Linked DNA regions of Homo sapiens: all the other regions are linked to region 3. The links are chromatin contacts, found by Hi-C or POLR2A ChIA-PET in ENCODE. All regions are on one chromosome and are shown on one strand. The core of a region is the stretch at or near the end of the contact, and the rest is flanking DNA. Distances in the headings are between cores, read along the strand shown. Region 1 overlaps CFAP20DC-DT (CFAP20DC divergent transcript). Region 2 overlaps FHIT (fragile histidine triad diadenosine triphosphatase). Region 3 overlaps FHIT (fragile histidine triad diadenosine triphosphatase). Region 4 overlaps CFAP20DC-DT (CFAP20DC divergent transcript). Region 5 overlaps CFAP20DC-DT (CFAP20DC divergent transcript).

Evidence for each region. A loop is a pair of places that touch in the nucleus more often than their neighbours do. ChIA-PET counts read pairs that join two places held with the same protein, here RNA polymerase II (POLR2A). Pooled maps may share reads with other maps.
Region 1: a loop to region 3 is called in a map of heart right ventricle, with 16 times the contacts of the local background. The contact joins two enhancer-like sites. A Hi-C loop is called at or near these places in 4 of 168 maps with a recorded cell type or tissue (PC-3, Right ventricle myocardium inferior and heart right ventricle) and 7 of 50 pooled maps. POLR2A ChIA-PET finds 5 or more read pairs at or near these places in 3 of 52 experiments (BJ, GM12878 and HepG2).
Region 2: a loop to region 3 is called in a pooled map, with 2.2 times the contacts of the local background. The contact joins two enhancer-like sites. A Hi-C loop is called at or near these places in 1 of 168 maps with a recorded cell type or tissue (CD8-positive, alpha-beta T cell) and 9 of 50 pooled maps. POLR2A ChIA-PET finds 5 or more read pairs at or near these places in 2 of 52 experiments (WTC11 and activated T-cell).
Region 4: a map of naive thymus-derived CD4-positive, alpha-beta T cell shows a loop between it and region 3 (7-fold over the local background). The contact joins two enhancer-like sites. A Hi-C loop is called at or near these places in 2 of 168 maps with a recorded cell type or tissue (heart right ventricle and naive thymus-derived CD4-positive, alpha-beta T cell) and 5 of 50 pooled maps. POLR2A ChIA-PET finds 5 or more read pairs at or near these places in 2 of 52 experiments (OCI-LY7 and WTC11).
Region 5: a map of mammary epithelial cell shows a loop between it and region 3 (12-fold over the local background). The contact joins two enhancer-like sites. A Hi-C loop is called at or near these places in 4 of 168 maps with a recorded cell type or tissue (Caco-2, HepG2, IMR-90 and 1 more) and 3 of 50 pooled maps. POLR2A ChIA-PET finds 5 or more read pairs at or near these places in 1 of 52 experiments (B cell).

Annotation. Positions count from the first base shown.
Region 1 is chr3:59,605,286-59,607,985 of GRCh38, forward strand. All of the region lies in intron 6 of CFAP20DC-DT (CFAP20DC divergent transcript), which reads left to right. Among named protein-coding and RNA genes, the nearest start is that of CFAP20DC-DT, 520 kb to the left of the region's middle. Within about 2 kb of position 1,431, at least 3 of the 41 ENCODE cell types and tissues checked have a DNase peak (open chromatin) inside an H3K27ac peak, as active enhancers do.
Region 2 is chr3:60,009,191-60,011,890 of GRCh38, forward strand. It overlaps FHIT (fragile histidine triad diadenosine triphosphatase), which reads right to left. Exons shown (of 10, transcript NM_002012.4): 7 at 2,181-2,210. Among named protein-coding and RNA genes, the nearest start is that of MIR548BB, 610 kb to the right of the region's middle. RefSeq lists a silencer at 1,685-1,894. Within about 2 kb of position 1,286, at least 4 of the 41 ENCODE cell types and tissues checked have a DNase peak (open chromatin) inside an H3K27ac peak, as active enhancers do.
Region 3 is chr3:59,856,535-59,859,234 of GRCh38, forward strand. The region is part of intron 8 of FHIT (fragile histidine triad diadenosine triphosphatase); the gene reads right to left. All of the region lies in intron 1 of LOC105377113 (a long non-coding RNA gene), which reads left to right. Among named protein-coding and RNA genes, the nearest start is that of MIR548BB, 760 kb to the right of the region's middle. Within about 2 kb of position 1,402, at least 2 of the 41 ENCODE cell types and tissues checked have a DNase peak (open chromatin) inside an H3K27ac peak, as active enhancers do.
Region 4 is chr3:59,708,645-59,711,344 of GRCh38, forward strand. The region is part of intron 6 of CFAP20DC-DT (CFAP20DC divergent transcript); the gene reads left to right. Among named protein-coding and RNA genes, the nearest start is that of CFAP20DC-DT, 620 kb to the left of the region's middle. Within about 2 kb of position 1,252, at least 2 of the 41 ENCODE cell types and tissues checked have a DNase peak (open chromatin) inside an H3K27ac peak, as active enhancers do.
Region 5 is chr3:59,653,410-59,656,109 of GRCh38, forward strand. The region is part of intron 6 of CFAP20DC-DT (CFAP20DC divergent transcript); the gene reads left to right. All of the region lies in intron 1 of LOC339902 (hCG1813818), which reads right to left. Among named protein-coding and RNA genes, the nearest start is that of CFAP20DC-DT, 570 kb to the left of the region's middle. Within about 2 kb of position 1,387, at least 9 of the 41 ENCODE cell types and tissues checked have a DNase peak (open chromatin) inside an H3K27ac peak, as active enhancers do.

The sequences.
Region 1 (2,700 bases), core at 181-2,680, 250 kb before region 3:
AGTCTTACCTGGAGTCAGGGTTCTCAACACGATTTCACCTATCAGAATTCTGTAAGCCACAACCTGTCTACAAAAACAGCCTAGCATGTGGCCAGGTCAATCTGGAATGAGGCTTATGTCACCCAGTACTGACACTGATGCATCCCCTCTGATCCTCCCAGCAAAGGCACTGAGGATCACCTGTCCCCGCTCCCCCTGGCTAGCACACCTGACTGAACAACAGGAAGAAAGGAGGAGCTGGCCATATTCCAAGGTGTCTGAGCCCTGAGTTACAACTGCTTCCTGCTCTGTGATTCCATCCATAGGGCCCATAGCAAAACACCTGCCACAAAATTGACAGTCCCCAAGTGGTTACTCTTTTACAGGCACCATCATTTTGCTACTGGGCTGGGACAAGTTACTTACCTGCTCAAATATCTTACTTTCTTTATTACAAAAATAACCTTGTGGGACTTAGGTAAGAAACAGAGGTAACAGATATAGGATGCCTAGGACATGGTATGTGCCTGAAATCATGAATGAGTAGCATCGTGCAACAGAGGGTGCTCACAGGTGTCTGCTTGTATTATTGCAACAAATATTTGATAAACTTTGTCCTAGAAACAGAATAAAGATGGTCCTCTGGATTGAATAACTGCATTGGTGTGCTCAGACAAATATATTTGTTGATTTCCAAGCCTCTGAACTTTTGCACAGGCAAACATTACATAATTAATTATATTTAATAAAAGTTAGAAACCTCAAAAGATATATTATTTAAGTCAAACTTTAGTGCTTACTTTAAGAATAGGATGTTTTGTCCTTGGTGGTGACTACCTTGCAGGGAGCCCATTTGGACAGGTTGTACCCATTCTGCAAACAATAGATTTCTGCCTGTCACTGCCCAGCTGATGGACAATTTAAAAATGGTTTCTAGTACCTGTGAATTGCAGAGCTACCTATGCAAACACTTTACCGTCTCCTAATAAGAAGCAATGAGGTCTGCAATGCAATCAGGTCTGGAGGGTAGCCGGGTAATCTATTTGCACAGTGTGTCTGTCCCTGTCTGTGAAGGTGTTTATTTTTAGCTCTCCACTGTTTCTAGCACCATCCCTCCTTTGGAGCCTGACAGCCCATTTGAGGGGCCTTAAACAAGCTGTTGAAAGCAAGAAACTGCTGAAAGTAGGAGTCAGCCGAGCAGCCAAGAAGGTGATTAGAGCAGGATTCACCTTAGGTGTCCGAGGTAGAAAGGTGGATTCAGCTTCGGCTTCGACAGAGTGTCAAGCAAGTTGGTCAACAAACTTTTAAAAGCCAGCCCCAGTGACACTCGCCTGGAGCTTTAAAGAAATAATGCCTCAGAGGACCTTGGAGTGTGAGGGCCCCTGGGTACAAAGGATGGCACTGGGCATGTGACTTCTCACAAATGGCAGCAAGCTAGACTCCTGAGCTCAGACTGCAAATGCCAAGGGCAGAAGCAGGAAAAGAAACGCTGAGTCAGTGACGTTTCCACAGGGCCAGCTGGTTGGTGCCTGTTTGGGCTAATTTGGGGCATCAGGAGGTCTGTGCTTAAGGTCACATTCATAATCGTGATAGTTAGTGTCAGAAGGTGACACAACCCAGACAGTCCCTGGACACCTGCAGGGGACAGAGCTCCAAGGTTATGAAAGTCAGCAATGACAGATCTTGGAGCAAGTTAAGTCCCACAGGGTCAAATTCTTTGCAGCAATGAAGGTAAAAGAGGCTGAGGACATTGCCTTTCTAAGTGGTACCAAGTACACTGAGTGCCCTAGATAAATATTAAATAGCAGTGATGACATCATACCACATCAAGTGTGTCGTTAGGACTCAGTAAGTCTGGTTGAGCCAGCTCAGTGTGACCATCAGCAGAGGGCCTGACCCCAAGGATTTTTAGTGTGGAAGGGGAAAATGGGAAGCAAAACAGCAAATACCAGAGACTGTAAGAGCAGCTGCATCTCTCAGGCCTCCCAGGCCCACAAAAGAGTTCATGACCACAAGCACTGGTCAGCAGGCTCTCTGCCTGGGTGTTTTGATTTACAGCAGGCACAAAACTGCAAGTAGTTTCACAGAGTACCCAGGGGAGGCAAAGGAGATGAGGGACCTTCCTCACCAAGGTTCACAATCATATATGGCCCTTTAACTGGGAGGCACTTAAAGCCTTGGAGGCAACGGAGAAGCAAGTGGGGAGTTGACTTCTCAAGAACATCACAAAGGAAGAAATACCCTGCTGGTAGATGTTGCAGAAAGTATTCTCAGCTAATGGTGGGGTTTTGAGGAGTTGCAGAAACCAAACATTGACCTCTGAAAATGGTGGAGCATTTTCCCTGAGAGTTTCTTGGATTCTTCTTTCTGTGCCCAATCTTCAGGTGGTGGGGTATCCATCAAGAGGTGGAATGATTTGTCCAGGTCATGCAGCCAATCTGGCTGAACCCTGTCATATCTCTTAGCTGATGGTGAAATGTTTTGGACCTCTAACTCTAAATAAGTGACATAACTGAACATCAAGTCACTGAAAGCTAGGGGTCAGTCATGGGAAGAGCATGGACTTTGGAATCAGAGTGAACTTGGACTCAAACAACAACTCCACATTCACTAGCTCTGGGACCTTGGCAGAGTCGTTTAGCCTCTGAGTCTCAGGCTTCATGTGTATAATGTGGAGAAAATACTGCCAGCTTTGTCAGGCTAAGAGAGAATGTGTGTCAA
Region 2 (2,700 bases), core at 36-2,535, 150 kb after region 3:
GTGTGTGTGTGTGTGTGTGTGTGTGTGTGTGTGTGTGTGTATGGTGGTTTTCTTATAACCACCATATTCTACAAACGAGTCAAGATATCCCCATTATTTCATATCAGGAAACTTCTGTGATCAGGTTGGAAACAACTGAAAGATGTGCAAAACAGCATAACCTGCTGATTTAAAAAACAGAATCGTTTTAAAAAGTTCAACTTAAGCTAAATAATCAGGGTGATGATAACAATAACCACATTCAACAATTCATATATAAGTACTATATGTTAAGAATTAGTCCATCATCATCACCATCAAAGGTAACAAAAACATTACACATTTTGGCCAGATAATTGGGACATCAAAAAGTAATTACTATTGGAGTTACACAATCTGTAGCCATAGTTATCAGCCCAGCTAGGCTCACTGCTTATTTGTTTTGTGTGTGTGTGTTTATTATTTTTAGTCAAGAGATAATTCAAATATGATAAAATTCACCATTTTAAAACGTACAATTCAGTGGCTTTATTATATTCACAATGTTGCACAACCATCACCACTAAGTCCACAACGTTTTCATTACCCTAAAAGAACCTGTATCCATTAGGAATCATTCCCCATTCCTTCCTTGTCCCAGTCCCTGGCAACCACTAATCTACTTTCTATCTCTATTCAGAGCCTGTTGCATAGCAAATATTTTCTATCCCGCTTTAGAATGGCTAAATGAAATTTTGAGATCATATAACCTATCTATTCATATAAGTTTTAGCTATGCTTACTATGCACCTATTATCATTCTGTGCATCCCACTTAATACAGTTTGTGCATTCCCCCATGTCACTAGCTATGCCTCTACAGTATCGCTTTCAATGGCTGAAGGAATTCCATCAAATAGATATTGCATAGTGCATCTAACTAATCCGGTATAGTTGGAATTTACATTTGAATACTGAGTTTTAAAAAATCTTGGAACCAAGTTTAAACATTTGTGTTTTGCATTTCAAGAAGTGATTTCAAAAAGAAGCCACAGGTATTAAATCCTTTCTTTGCATCCGTATATTTAGAGCCTCACATGGAGGTGAGACAGTGGGACAGAGGAAAGCTGAAAGCCTCTGTGTCTATCACCATACCCTGTGTGTAGAGCAATTAGGAGGCTAGCCCTTTTTTATGATAAGGAATTTGGTAGCCCATATGGTGGCAGTCCCTACATAAACTTTCACTGCTTAGAAGTATTTCCCAGAGATTGTATTTTAAAAGTCCCAGAATAGCTGTGTTAAAGACAAAAGTAAAGTAAGATCAAAAGGGAACTTACGTTTATTTGGCATTGTTTGTGTGGGCAGCACCTTATCCACTCACAGCTAGTCTTCGAAGCATTAAACTTTATTTCAACAAAGTGTAACATTAACATCCCAGCCTGACTTGCTTCTGACTTCTAGCACCAAAAATAGAGCCTTTTCTATGACTTAGGTGCAGAATCTACCCGTATAGGAATTAGCATTTGTATGAAAAGAGCTGAAACCCAGCTTCTGAATCAGCCAGGATTTTATTATTTTATTTTTACTACAGAAGCAGAGACTATCCTAATAAATCCTCCTTTCTTCTCCTAGCACACTTAAAAACCCATCTTTGAGCTCCACTGACTCCATTAGGTTTGAACTTTGGTATTAAGTACACAGGGAGGAAAAGAGTAGGTGTGGGGGTGACGAGAAGGAGAACAGAGAGAAGCACAGGAGAACAGAAAGGAAGGGAGGCAGCTTGATGCTACTGCTGCGGTTATTGCTTCACTCAAAAACAATGAAGCAAAAGCAGACTATGTCAAGAAGCAAAGGTGTGTCAAAGACACCCCAGGCTTAACATGGGGCTGCACAAACCCACAGGAAGCTCACATGCTATTTCCTAGACACTCTCTCACATGAACCACTTTGACTTATGTTTCCGGACTCCTTGATTTAGTTTCTGTTTTAGCGTTTGCACAATAATAATTTTACTACTAAAAGTAAATGTCTTGTAAACCAATGGGAAACATATTGTTTGGCAGAGTTTATAATGTCAGGATTTACGGCTCTAACACTGAGGGTCTCTCTGACCTCGAAGATAACATAATGAAACAGCAATGTGCTGCATATGACTCGTTGTGATTTTTTATTAGTTCTCATAATCGCCTCTTATTAATTTGTATGCACATAATAAGCACTCACCTTCACAGTCTGTCCGGCTTCGGGGCCATCCTAGAAGTAGGAAAAAACCAACAGAGGTGAGAATAGATAGATGGTATCTCCTGCTTATTCAGAAATATCACCCATTAATAATTTAGATGCAATTTCATTGTGTGTTAATTTATAGTATTCTCATGGGGACCATTGGCTTCAAATGTGCGGGATTAGACAGTTCTCCATTTCCGCCTGAGAGTAAGTGCGAAGTTATGTATAAAAATGATATAAATTATCCAGCAAGCCAACTCCTTGCTACTTTTCATGCTCTTTGCTCTAGGCTATGGTTTTAATTGCATTAAAGGAAGGCTGAAAATGTTTGGGGAGGTGAAGTATCACACCTTCTGGTTATGTTTAGAGGTGGTTTAATTAATGTCTGATTACTTTAAGCTTCTACTCAGGAAATCTGCTATAAACATAAGCCATTAAGGAAGAATATGGGGTATTTCATATGGGAAGAGTCCTCTGGCTATTCTGACCTTGTGGGAGACAAATGGTAGTGTTCATT
Region 3 (2,700 bases), core at 152-2,651:
GGAATATAGATGCAGACCATTCTTCTTAGTAGTATACTCAATTGTAAGGCATAACAAATTTTATTTCCAATATACAAGTAGCAGTGTAACATTACAGAAAGATTTCATTAGCTTTGGAATGTACCATTTTTCTAGCTGTATAATGTAGCAATGTTATCTAATTTCTCTAAGACTCAGTTTCCTTCTTTGCAAAATGGCTTTTTATAATATCTATCTAATTCTGTGGGAATTAAGGAAGTAAACAATATAAAGCCCTTAGCTCAGAGTCTGGAAGTAACAGTAAGCAATAATAAGTTACAGCTTCTATTTATCAAGTACTTAGCTCCCCGGCTGAGTATTTTTTTTTTTTTTAACTCTCCTTTAATCCCCACAACCACCCTGAATGGTGGAGATTATGCTCAATTAGTGAATAAAGAAACTGAGTCAAGTGGAATTTCAACAACTCACCCAAAGTCACATAAGTTGCAAAAAGTCACGCTAATGTAACAATCGCAGTCTCTGAATACTGATGCCTGGGGTCCTTTCAAATGTGGAGCTGATATTACCAGCTGCTATCGGGGACACAGCACTTCCTCTGAGGGGCACTGGAGTTCCTTCCACAAGGCATGGAATGTGTTCACCTTTTCAGGGGAAGCAGTTTTCAAGTTGGGGTTTGATTTGTGACATGTGAGATTAAATTGCAGCATTTCTAATGGAAAGGCTTCAGAGGGCAGGAATGAGCGATACACTGTCATTTCTCCATCTCTGCGTGAGGAACCTTAAGCACTAATGAGATCAGATATGTCACCGCAACTCTCTCCACTCTGCCACAGATTCCAGGTCAGAATATTTTTTTTTTTAAACATTCTGGCCACTTCACTGCCTACCTGCAACTCTCTACCACGTTCCTGACATATAAGATTTATGATAATTTACCTTAGGCAGGGCTTGGAGTTTTATTCCACCAGGTTATCAAAAATGTTGCCAATAATCTCTTTCATATTTTCATAGGACAAGATTATACAAATAATATTCCACCCTATTCTTTCCCTAGAGAAACTTACATATCGATTAGACAGGGAGGCCTAACAAAGATTCAAGAGTCAGTTTGTCCTATGAGCGTGGAAAACACCACTCCTGTTAAAGATTACAGAGTGACGTCACTTATGACTATGCTGTGCAAAGTGCTGGGTTTTTTTTTTTTTTTTTGTATCCTAAGGGGCTTTATGCTTGTCTTTGTACTATTGGTGCCTTGGGAAGGAAAACAAGAATGCATTTCTCAACATTTATGTCTGCAGCGATACTGGGAACTGTGAATGCTAACATATTTTTAAAGAGCTCTGATAGAGAGAAACCAGGTGGTGAAAGAAGGTAGTGAACAAGCCTGGATACAGAAAGGTTTAGAGTAGAACTTACGGGCGCCACCTGCTGGTCCCCTGACACCACTGCCCAGAGCTTCCAGTTCCCCTAATTGGAGTCTCAGCTTTATGGCCAGTTGGCTCAGCTGAATATTATTAAATGATTTCTGTCTTCAACTATGCTTAGACACAGCCTTGGAGACAAGTAAGTAATGCAGAGAGAGTAAAAGGGAGTGAGTAGATGTCAAAGAATGGTTTGCCCATTCAACATATGTGTGACTGCTGTGAAAGGTGTATGGGAGTTTCCCACATCATCTATCAGCAAAAAGACATAAATGGTGATCTTCCTTCCTTTTCCCACCTTCTTTTTTTTTTTTTTTTTTTTTTTTTGAGATGGAGTGCTGGAGTGCAGTGGAGCGATCTCGGCTCACTCCAACCTCCACCTCCTGGGTTCCAGTGATTCTCTTGCCTCAGCCTCCCAAGTAGCTGGGATTACAGGCGCCCGCCACTACGCCTGGCTAATTTTTTGTATTTTTAGTATAGACGGGGTTTCACCATGTTGGCCACGATGGTCTCAAACTCCTGACCTTGTGATTCACCTGCCTCGGCCTCCCAAAGTGCTGGGATTACAGGTGTGAGCCATCGTGCCCAGCCTTTTCCCTTTCTTTCTTGGAGAGAAATGATAGCATCTGAGGAGGCAGGAGCGAGGGGTGTCTTGTGGAGGTGGGTAGTGATGGCAGCCTGCTCTGTAACTGAACATGCAGGGCAACGTGGGGAGAGGGGTGCTGCATGGATGGGGGCAGTGGTGTTTCTAGTGTGTGAGGAAGCAGAGCAGAGGATGAGATGTACGCAGGTGGTGGGCAGTGAAGGCTAATATTGAACAAATGAGTATATATATTAAGGATAATGGGAACCAAGTTTCTGTCAGAGAAGGTATTTATAAATGTGGAAGGGGGAAAAGACTTAGATTTGAATTGAAGATACTGATATGAATTCATGTGGCTTATGTGTAAACATATACACATACCCAGATATGGAAATAATAATAAGTGTGTGTTTGTGTGGACTTATATGTACATATTTCCTAGCTCTGTGTTGACTGGGTCTCAAAGCATTGACATCACAGGAACAATAAGCATGCTAAGCACCCAGATCTTGATTTCTAAAATCATTCTACACGGACAGGAACCAGAGCTGCTTGGAGAAGTGGCTGATTCCAAGGCTGGACAGGGACAGTATAAGATGATCCTGGAGCATCTTTTTTGTACCAGAATATAAAGAAATGCTCAAAGAATGATGGGGAGATCTGGCAAGTACCAACTGGACCAGGTGATCAAGTGGGGATACGGTCAGTGTGGTTGCC
Region 4 (2,700 bases), core at 2-2,501, 150 kb before region 3:
TAGTATATTTATGGTCAGGTGCTGAATGTATAGACAAGACAGGGAAACGCTAAACATAATATCAGACGGTGCCAAAAAGAACAAACTACTGCACTTCACAACCTGATTGAGTCACAGACATTATATCGAGTGAAAGAAGCCCGATACAAAACAAATACAGTATGATTCTGTTCCTATGACTCCAAGAACAGGCAAAAGTAATGAATGAAAATAAGCATAAGGCTAGGGATGACCTCCGGGTAGAGGAGGGTATTGATGGGGAGGGGTGTAAGGAGCTGTAAATGTTCTCATCTTGACTTGAGGGGTGGTTAGAGGGGTTCAAAATGTAAACGTTCATAAATTCTACCTTTAAGATTTATCTGTTTACCACATGTGCATTTTATCTAAATGAAAGAAAAAGGGCACAAAGGAATAAGCGTAATCGTAAAACTTATGTTTCCATGCATGGGGTAGGCTGAATAGTGGCCCCTAAGAGATGTCCGCGTCCTCAACCCTGGAACCTGTGAATATGTTACCTTACGTGGCATAAGAAACATTAGAGGTTATGACTGAGAATCTTGAAGTGGGGAGATTAGCCTGTATGATCCAGGTGGGCCTGATGCAAACACCATGGGCATTATAAGAGGGAGGCAGGAGAGTCAAAGGTGGAAGACAGAGATGGGATGACAGAAGCAGAGGTTGGAGTGATGCACTTTGAAGATAGAAGACGGGCCATGAGCCAAGTGACAAAGGTGGCCTCTGAAAGTTGGAAAAGACAAGGAAACTGATTCTCTCCCAGAACCTCCATAAGGAATGATGGTCTGCCAATACCTTGACTTTAGCCCAGTGAAACTGATTTCAAATGTCTGACCTCCAAAGCTGAAAGATAGTAAATTTGTACAGTGTTAAGCCACCAAGTTTGTGGCAATTTGTTACAGCAGCCATAGGAAACTAATATAGTGCATATTATTTGCCAAGGACAGAATTAAACCCTTATGATATGGTTAATCTCAATTCATCTTCATAAGTGCCCTTTGACTGAAGCTATTACCATTATTTATCCTCCTTTTATAAAGCAGGAAACTGAGACAGATCAAGTACCACCCCCAAGCAAAGAAAATAGTGAAGCCATGATTTGGGTCCAGACACTAACACTCGAGGTCTTCATCACTCAGCTTTGCCCCTGCCAAGCAGAAACGGCAGCTGGAGCACAGCCTCAGATGGCATGGTCTGGAGGAAACTGGAGTCCAGGCTGTGGCTTGTTCTGCCTGCAGAGCATTCCACCCAGCCCCCTCCAGGTCCCGTGGCCATGAGGAAGTGGTGTGGACTGAGAGGTTGCTGAAATAGCTTTGATGACAGGAGACTTCCTTCAGTGCAGTGTTGAGCATTGAAATATTTCACTTGTGCCCATTGGGCATCACATTTCACGAAGATGTGTTAACTAAGATCACTGAAATAAAACATAATTCTCTCCCCTGGATGTACTATACCGAGCTGCTGCTGTCACTGTGTGTGTGTGCATATGTGTGTGTGCATATGTGCAAGGTGGTGTTGGTGAGGGAGTTATACCAAGTTGTTGGCTCTGTCTCCCCTATTTCTTGGGGATCTAGCAGACTCATCTTTATTTATCAAATGGTAGTCAGAAGGTTGTACAACTAACCTTCACAGAGAATTTCATCAACAAACACAAAAGCCAAACCTGTGGCTCACTGGTTTCCTGAGCTCCACATTCAGCTCTACTGACAACAGGATGCTACTTGGCCAATTAACAGCAGGATGTGCACATATTTCTCTAAACCTTTTGGGTGGTTCTCCCAGTGAGTGGCTCTGCTCTCTATTTTTCCTTTGGACACAGAAGCATACTGGTTAAAACTAAGGGCTTTGGAGACTCAGAATACCAGCTCTACCTCTTACAAGCTGGGTAACCTTGGCAGGTCACAGACCTTCAATACATATTGAGTATCTGAAAGAGGATGTTTTCATTATCCCAAACCCAGAAGGTCAGATCTTTCAAGAACCTCAGAGGTCATCTAGTCCAATTTCCACATTTTATAGGTGGAGAAATTAGATTCAGAAAAGAGGCGAGTAGGCAAATGGCCAAGAGACAAGTGAGTGGCTAATCCAATTGTATGGATAACTGCCCTGTGTAAGGTTAGCTGATCATGAAAAAAATTAAAAAAAGCAGTACCATCAGAAGCATTTCTGGTAGACTATTAAGATCTATGATATGGTAATCATTTGAACAACTATGGTTATTAGTCTTATTTGCAGACACAGTGTTCAATTATGCAGACCACTCTAGTGCATCAGTCCCAGGGAACTTTCTTAGCCATCAGCACAGAGACAATTTTAAATGAATATATGCAGCATTTCCCCAGACCTACTCGTGATACCCAGGAGACCAACTACCCATGAAAAATCAGTTCACTACAAGAGGAGGCATGGGGGCTTTGAAGTACTTCTTATTGCATGGTAGTCAAGTAATTTTTTGAAAAAAGTAATTTTACTTTCTTGCATTCAGGGCTATCCAAAAGGCTATATGCAAATCTCCAAAAAAGCAGAGGTTAGTTTTTGTCTTTGTTCTAGAGAACATCCCTACATAGCAAAATCAAGAACTCATTGTCCATGGATCCTTCCTGATGCTCACAAACTGGTTTTATGTATTTATTTGCAACATGAAGGAAAGCAGACTTAAAATAACGTTATAAAAAGACCACAGCA
Region 5 (2,700 bases), core at 137-2,636, 200 kb before region 3:
AGATAGGGTCTTGCTTTGTTGCCCAAGCTGATCTTGAACTCCTGACCTCAAGCCGTCTTCCCACCTTGGCCTCCCAAAGTGTTGGGGTTACAGGCATGAGCCAGGGCGCCTATTCGTACATTGCTATTCAAGACACTTTGGAGAGTGTACATGTGGTTGAATAGCTTTATGCTTAGGCTAGCCTCAAGGTGGCCCTGTTTTATTTGGGTTACACTGGCAACAAAGCGCCTTCATACTCATCTTCTAATTTGACCTCATGTTAACACATCTGTGATAAAACCTTATCAGATTTTTAAATTATTATCCATCCAAAAAAAGGAGAGTCTTGACCTGTGTTACTGAGGTTAACAATGAGCAGAGCTGTAAGTAAAATCTAAGTCTTCTGACTCTCAGACTAGTGTGTTTTCTCTTCCTTCCCTCCGTCACTCCCTCCCATTCTTTCTTCCCTTCTCTCTTTCCCTTTCTCTTGCTCCTCCTGCTCTCTCACCACCCTATTCTCTTTCTCAATATATTGATGTTAGCAATGAACCACAAGCATAAGACATTCCTGAACCGACTTCAAGATTTTAGTTGAAAAGTTTTTAGTCCCAAAGAGTCCAAAGCAGTGTCTGCCAGGAAACAAGAAGGCCTGTGTGTGGTGTTCAAAAATGTGAAGACCCCAGAGGACTTACATTTTCAGCTTTTAGAGCAAAGGCTCATGAGTAGCAGCCCGTATGGTGGTATATGGATCTCGGCACTTTGCCTCCCGCATGCCAAAGATCCAGACTGCATAGGGATTTGAGAACTCGCCTGGGCAAAGCAGAGTTTTTAATAACTAGGAGACAGGATGCCGTCTGACAGGTTTCTGTGCTGCCGCTTCACGTTGGATCACACACACAAGCGTGAGTGAGTGGCCAGCTGAAGTCCCGTAGGGCTGCATTCCTACTTGCTTCCTCCTTCCTTGGGCTGCTGAAAGAACCCATTTGTGTACAGTTTGGCTAAGAAAAATCCTGTTGCTTTCCAAGTGATGCTTTGTTTGTTTCTGTTACAAAACATCTGAAAAATCAGCATTTCCCACTCAGCATCGAGCCAAAATTGACTGCTGTCTCTATATAATAAAGCGGCATATTTTGCCTCTATCTTCTAATTGGAAGACAGAAAGTCTCAACAAACAGAACATGTTTATTGATTCAGCTTCATCCCAGAAACTGGACGGCACCACAGGGAACGAGCAGAGAGAAAGACAGAGCGGGCTGACTTCAAATACTTTGCAAATGCTCCTTAGCAGTATTAATGAGCAGGAGACCGTGTGGTATGTTACAACCTCATGTGATGGAGTAAATGAAGGCAGGGCATACTGTTTTGTAATGAAGTGAAGATTCAGTGGTAAGTGGAAGTGCTCATTTCCTGAGTTGCTCATCGTCTTCTCTCGCTGATCTGGAAATATACGCGTTCCCAAAATGCAGAGATAATAAGGCTCTTATGAATGCAGGAACAAGTCTTGTGCACTTGCAGGGGAAAACAGAAATTCTTCAATGCAGTCTCAAAAGAAGCAGTAGAGAGGTAGAATTTAAGGTGGCACAGCTGGGCAGAAGGCAAGAAGAGACTTGCTCTTGGCCCTTGGCATGGGTCTGAATCACCTCTACTTTTCCTTATCTCATCCTGCTCCCTACTCTCCTCAACCTCTCTGCTCATTGTAGCAAAAAAGGCCTGCAATTGGATGGGCCTGGTCTGCAGGGTCCCTCTGTGGTCCCTTGATCATTTCGCAGCCCAGAAGGAGCTTGCAGAGGTTCAGGAATGTGCTGCTAATGAATACACAGAGCCAACCCTTTGGCAGAACCTACTGCTGTCTTGTCTGGCAACCTGTGGAAAGCGGAGGGCACACCTGCTGCTTGCTTGGATCCTGGCCTTGGGGGCCTGCAGCTCCCCTTGCCTGTTACAGATGCTTTTTTATTTGCTCTGCCTGACACCAACAATTTGTAATTCTTGCACACAAACCCCCCACGGTAGGTCAGGGGGCTCCTCCAGCTGCAGTGCAATCACTGCCAGATCTGATCCTCACTCTCACCCAGAACACAGGCAACCTTGATCGACCCTGAACTTCAGAGCCATCAGCAAGGGGCTTCTTTTCCTTTCGGAAGCTATCTGTGGTTCCTAACAACAATGGGGAGAGCCAAGAATCCATGGAAATTTGAGAGAAAGAGAAAGAGTAAAAACAGCATGAGGCATGGAAAACTTTGATTCTGGCAGATCTAGGCTCCAATCCCAATTCTGCTACTTGCTAGAGGCACCGTGGGCAAGTCCACTTAACCTGCCTTAGCCTCGGGTCCTCAGTCCTAAAATGGGGATGATCATGATTCATAACATTGAAGGAAAGCTTAACTCATACAGCCCATAAAAAGCCTTTGGGGACAGAACCGGACATAGATAGACCACATGTTGACATCTGTTCCTTCCATTCACCCCTCACCACCAGTTTTTGATCACTGAGCACTTACTAGGCATTCTATAAATGTCTGAAGAATGAAAAAAATGATTTGCATGAATCAATGAATATGTAATTTAAGGTCACAGAAATGAGGCTAACTGTTGTAATGGATTTAGCACTGAACTAAAAGTTAGATGATCTGGTTTTGAATTCTGTTATTTAGCTGAAGGAACTGCAGAGGATGTTTAATTGTGAAAATATTTGCTTAGCTCTGTTTTGTCTTATTTTTTTCT